Linked DNA regions of Homo sapiens: region 1 is linked to region 2. A link is a loop called in an ENCODE intact Hi-C map of the cell type or tissue named here. Cell type or tissue: mammary epithelial cell. All regions are shown on one strand. Links, peaks and the distances in the headings refer to the core of each region. The heading gives the core; the rest is flanking DNA. Region 1 overlaps FAM98B (family with sequence similarity 98 member B). Region 2 has its middle 48 kb from the start of LINC02694.

The links. A loop is a pair of places that touch in the nucleus more often than their neighbours do. Peaks named below come from ENCODE experiments on the same cell type or tissue, not always from the same donor. Only the 100,000 strongest peaks of a DNase experiment are listed, where the experiment ranks them.
Region 1: a loop joins it to region 2, with 11 times the contacts of the local background. A loop is called at or near these places in 5 of 110 quality-filtered maps.

What each region holds. Positions count from the first base shown.
Region 1 is chr15:38,473,104-38,475,916 of GRCh38, forward strand. FAM98B (family with sequence similarity 98 member B) reads left to right here. Exons shown (of 8, transcript NM_173611.4): 5 at 402-482; 6 at 1,079-1,195. Among named protein-coding and RNA genes, the nearest start is that of FAM98B, 20 kb to the left of the region's middle. In mammary epithelial cell, for the core only: a CTCF peak has its summit at 1,230 (motif pointing right); a DNase peak (open chromatin) is centred at 1,248.
Region 2 is chr15:38,646,792-38,649,604 of GRCh38, forward strand. No RefSeq gene overlaps it. Among named protein-coding and RNA genes, the nearest start is that of LINC02694, 48 kb to the right of the region's middle. In mammary epithelial cell, for the core only: a CTCF peak has its summit at 1,113 (motif pointing left); DNase peaks (open chromatin) are centred at 1,130 and 1,510; H3K27ac peaks cover 810 bases.

The DNA.
Region 1 (2,813 bases), core at 34-2,533, 170 kb before region 2:
CATAGCATTTATTTGAGAAAAATCAATGTGCTGGTTAAAGGTTTTAGTATCCCTTTTGAAAATTTACTAGAAAGTAAGAAAGTGCTATCTTAAGTAGGAACTCCAAAGTTATTTCACTAAGACACAGATTCTCATAGTAGAACCTAGGTACTTCTTTAGCTGTCTGTGTATGTTCGTTCTTACGCTGGGAAAGAATGTGCTCTATAGCTTGAATGAATATAATGTGCTTTTTTGAAAAAGATACTCTGTATTGTAGTGGTATTCTGGTATATGATGGTATATTTTAATTATGTCACTTTAATATTTTATTCTGTAGTGTTCAGAGCGATACTTTAAACAAGCATAAGATTGTTTTAAATTAGGAATATACATTTTTCACAATCTTTTATATTTACTTTTAGGTGAAAGATATTCTCTCAAAGGTCCAGAAAAATCATGTGGGAAAACCACTGCTGAAAATGGATTTAAATTCAGAACAGGCGGTAAATCCCCCTTTTTGTTATTAGTTTTATGTAATTACATTAGTGAATATGACTTAATTTTATAAATGAACATCTATTTTGCAATATGTAGCATGCATATATTATTTTGTAGAATTAAAATTGATTGATATTCTGGAGTAATATGTCCTAACATTTCTTTAGTTAAATTATTAATTTTTAAAAATACCTGGCTGAGGATATTGATAGTGCTCAATGTGCTAGCACAGTTGTGATTTGAAAAGAACAGAGGCTCAAAGCCAGCAAGATGAGTTATTGGTATTTTCTTTCCTTGTTGGTCCAGACTGCTTAGCAGGTAAATGTTTTACTTAAATTAACAAATTTGATTATAGATAAAGTATACTCTACCAACGGGTGGAGTTTAATTTGTATGTTTAATGTCTTCTGGATATCATAAATGTTCTTTCAATTATGCTTTAGTATTTAAATAATTTACCATAAAGTCTCATGGGAACAGAAAATGGTCAGTAAGTACATCTTTTGACTCAGTAGGAAGTACTTAGCACAATTTTCAGATTTCTTTTCTTTGCAGAATGAAAGAATCTAAAGTTTATTATTTTTGTTTCCAAATTTTTTAGGAACAACTGGAAAGAATCAATGATGCTCTTTCCTGTGAATATGAGTGCCGCCGACGAATGTTAATGAAACGATTAGATGTGACTGTACAGTCCTTTGGATGGTCTGATAGAGCAAAGGTAAGGCTGTTTTCCCATATGTGTCCTGTAGGTGGTAGCCTATAACAGCTCTTCTGGCTTGCTTGTCTGTTATGTAACCATGCCACATTTGTACTTCATCACCATCTCAACTACATGCCCAGGCCAACTACTGGTCTTACAAGATGATCCTGGTCTTGTATAAATCCCTGTTGCATATAACTTAATTTCTCCCCACATTTTTGACATTTATTTTAAACTCATAGATATTGTGATTTATGCCAGGATATGCATAAAAGAAGGGGCATCATATGAGATAATGAGATAGATACAGTGAGCAGTGTAAGAAGAAAGCAGGATATAAGAATAGTTGCAGGTAGTACTGATGCCAACAGGCCTTAAAAGTATCTTAAGGCTGGATGAATATAGAATGTGTTTCAGTTGAAGAGGGGGTTGGGAGGTGAGGGCATTTCCAAATTTGAATCTCTTCAGATAGCTTTCTAAAGAGCTGTCTCCCATCATTCCCATTTTATGCCTTTAATCTGTACCCATGCTTAGTCTGGGATCACTCCTCACCCCCGCTCTCCCTACCCTGCATCATTGCCTGGAAACTCTCCAGGCAGTAAGCTGAGATAATTATAGGGCTTCTCCTCATTTAGGGATCATTGTCCTGTGTTCCTTGATGTCCAGTGTCTGACCATCATTGGTTCACATCACATGGGTTATCCAGTTTTTTAGTTGTTTCAGGTGGGAGAGTTAATCTGGTGCCGATTACTGTATCTTGACTGAAAGTGGAATTTCAGGTATTATTATTTTTACATTTTTTGAATTAACTGGGCAGTTCTTCTGCCCCATGCTGGATCAGTTGGGGTCACTTATGCCAGCAGTTCCCAACCTTTTTGGCACCAGGGACTGGTTTCATGGAAAACAGTTTTTCCATGGAGGGTTGGGGGGCAGGGCGATGGTTTTGGCATGAAACTGTTCCACCTCAGATCATCAGGCATTAGCTTCTCATAAGTGTGGTGCTTCTGTTACCTTCTTGTCTTTCACATGACATCTCTTTCCATGTGATATATTAGTTTCCTATGGCTGCTGTGAAAGTTTACCACAAATTTAGTAGCTTAAGTAATACAGATTTATTCTCTTAAAATTTGGAGATTAGCAGTCCTAAAGTGAAGGTATTGGCAGGGTTGCATTCTTCCTGGATCCTTTAGGGGAGAATCTGTTTCCTTGCATTTCCTAGCTTCTAAATGCCACCTGCATAGTTTAGCTGTTGGCTTCATCTCCTCTCTTCAGAGCCAGTAGCCCGGTAGAATCTTCCAGCCTTTCTCTCTCTCTCTGCTTCCATTGTCACATCGCCTTCTGTCTCTGACACTCCTGTCTCTCCCTTATGAGAACCCTTGTGATTATATTAGGCCCACACAGATAATACAGAATAACCTCTCCATCTCAAGATGTTTAACTTAATCATACCTGCATCTGTAAGGTAGCATTCACAGGTTCTAGGAAATAGGATGTGGACCTCTTTGGAGGGCTAGTCAACTTACAAAGGGGCTTCTAAATGAATTTTATTTTTTCTTGCATTGTATTTCTGCAATATGATAAAATGCTTTTTTTTAAAAAACTATACTTTAAAAAATTAGGTCTTCTAATGAGTTCT
Region 2 (2,813 bases), core at 121-2,620:
GCTTCTGGGCATGTGGTAGAATTGTACCTCCTGACCCCCTGAGGCCATCTGGCTGGTTCTGTATGAGTGTGATTTGTGCCAACCCTGGGCCGGAGAAGCTGAGACCTTCCCACCCCCTTGGCTATTTCCTTGGCTGACCAGCAATGTAGAGCAGTGAGTGCTCTGTCAACCCAGGGCTCTGAGTGGGCATGATGGAGATGAAGAACAGATTGCCAGCCAACCCATGCTGCATGTTCAGTGTGAGTGTGAAATAATCCTTCTTGGTTTTAAGTCACTATGATGTGGGACTGTCTGTTACCACAACATTAGCAAGTCCATCCCGACTGATACGTATCCCCAGCATCTGGTATGATGCTGGCACCTATAGGTGCTTAATAAATGTTTGCTGAAAAAACTAAACTAGTCTGGGAGAATATTAAATAAAATAGTGTTTGTGAAAGTGTCAGGCATCTAGGGAGCACTCAGTAAATATTAATTGGATCCAAGGAAGGCATCTATATTATGTTTCTTTTTCTTTTTAGAGACAGGATCTTGCTCTGTTCCCCAGGCTGGAGTGCAGTGGCACTGATTAATCATAGCTCACTGTAATCACTAACTCCCAGGCTCAAGTGATCCTCCCACCTCAGCCTCCTGAGTAGCTAGGACTACAGGTGTGCACCACTGTTATGCCTAGGTAATTTTAAAATATTTTTGTAGAGACGGGGGTCTCACTATGTTTCCCAGGCTGGTCTTGAAATCCGGGCTTTAAGTGATGCTCTTGCTTTGGCCTCCCAAAGTTCTGGAATTACAGGTATGAGCCAACCTGCTCAGTCTTAGGTTTCTTTCTAAATGCATACTTCAATTGTGTGTGGGAACGCCTGTCTGGTGGAATGAAAATTAAATTACTAAATTAGATATCATTATCAAGAACAAGAGGAATATCATTTATAGCCAAAGATAAAAAGTGATTACAAAACACATTTCTCAAGCAGAATATTTAATATCTCAAATTAAACAAGCATCCAATAAAAAAGAGTCAGCATTTAAAATTCTGTGGTAGATCTCTTATACTCCAGGTAGGTTGTGTAATTTCTTTCAGAATTACTCATTTAGCTCTTCACTGCCCTCTCCAGGTTCCACAGGTTTTCCTGAGATGGGGAAAGACTCATTTGTTACCAGCAGTGGGGAGTTGCAAGGAGGAGGGATAATGGGTGCTAAAGCATAGGAAATATTTATTTTGAATAGTTTCCTTGGCTTCTGTAATTGTTGCTACTGCCTGCAATGGGCATGACAGCTGAAATAGGGCTTCTTAATAGCTAAACTCCAAGCAAACCTACTTAGTAAGTAAGCAGCCACTAATGTTTATTGAGTATGTAACAATGTCCTAAGAATTTATGAAGGGTGCAAAACATAAATAAAGTTCCTCCCGACAAGGAACTTGTAAAGTACCTGGATGAACTTTGCGTAAGAGGCAACTTGCAAATGTACAAGGGATGATCACTGGTCTGTGTTGGGCAAAGCCCAGGTTGCGTGTGTCGGCCTGTGTGAACACGTATTTCCTTTCTGTATAGAGAATGAATTGCCTCTTGTGTAACTGTGCTAAATGAAGTGCTTGTGTATGTTATCTGCTTTTCTCCTCTAGGAAGAAGAGCTGCCAGGTCCTGGGAGAACAAGAACAGTGCTTTCTCCAAATTTTAACAGGAGTACACGGTGGGAGTGAGAGCTAGTTTTCCTGTAGTAGAAGCTGAAGACAGAGTAAAAATAATTAACTCATGGGAAAAATAAATAAACAAACAATTGGACTCAGCCAGAGGAAAAAGATAGTTAAAACCAAAACATGTAACGCAACCTAGAACAGTCTGTGTAATCTAGCCTCTGCTGTCAACTTAATCTACCATCACGTGCCCCATTATTCACGGGGCTCCACCTTGTATTCCAGTTGTTCCTCTCTGGAACATTTTATGTCTTTTCTCTCTGAGGGACTCAGCTCTTGGTATTTGCCTTGCTCAGAAATCTCTTCCATAGATCTTCACAATGGCCGGCTTGTCTTAGGTCTTAGTTCAAATATCACCCGCTCAGAGAGACCTTGCCTGACTTCCACTATATACATGGAGGGTTTCCAGAACAAATGAAGGTATTGAACAAATGAGCTCCATAAAAATGGAAACAGGGTGCTCTGCTTGGTTTTTCAGAAAAATGGAAATAGCGGCCTCACACATAGAGTTGACATTCCTGAGATTATCCAGTAGATCTGGACTCTGGAGCTCTGAGTCTAAATGTACTGCTATCCAGACAGAGTCTGCAGAGGGACCTCTTGTCATTAACTACTGTGCACCTACAATTTGTTATCAATGAAATGTGTGTAGCTTTTATTTCATGGCCTTGGGAAGCATCCTTAAATCTTTTATCCTTTAGTTTCTTCATCTGAGGTTAACAATATATGTATTTTGAAAGGCTATAGAAACTGGGAAGAAACATTTGCAACTTATAGCACAAAGAGTTAATAACCATAATATGTAAAGAGCTTCAAAAAATATAGAAGAAAAAAGCCAACACATCTATGAAAAATGGGTTGGAAATATGAGCAGAGAGTTCACAGAAAAAGAAAGGAAAATGGATCCTGCATATATGAAAAGACTCTCAACCATACTTTCAGTGAATACACTTTCAAACTTCATTGAGATACAATATTCTCTCCTGTCAGGCTGACAAAAATCTAAAAGATTGACAGCATATTTTGTTGGTGAGGCTGTGGTGAAATAGATGCTTCCATACATTGCTAGTGGGAATGTAAAATGGCATAAGCCTCATGAATGGGAATTTGATATATCTAG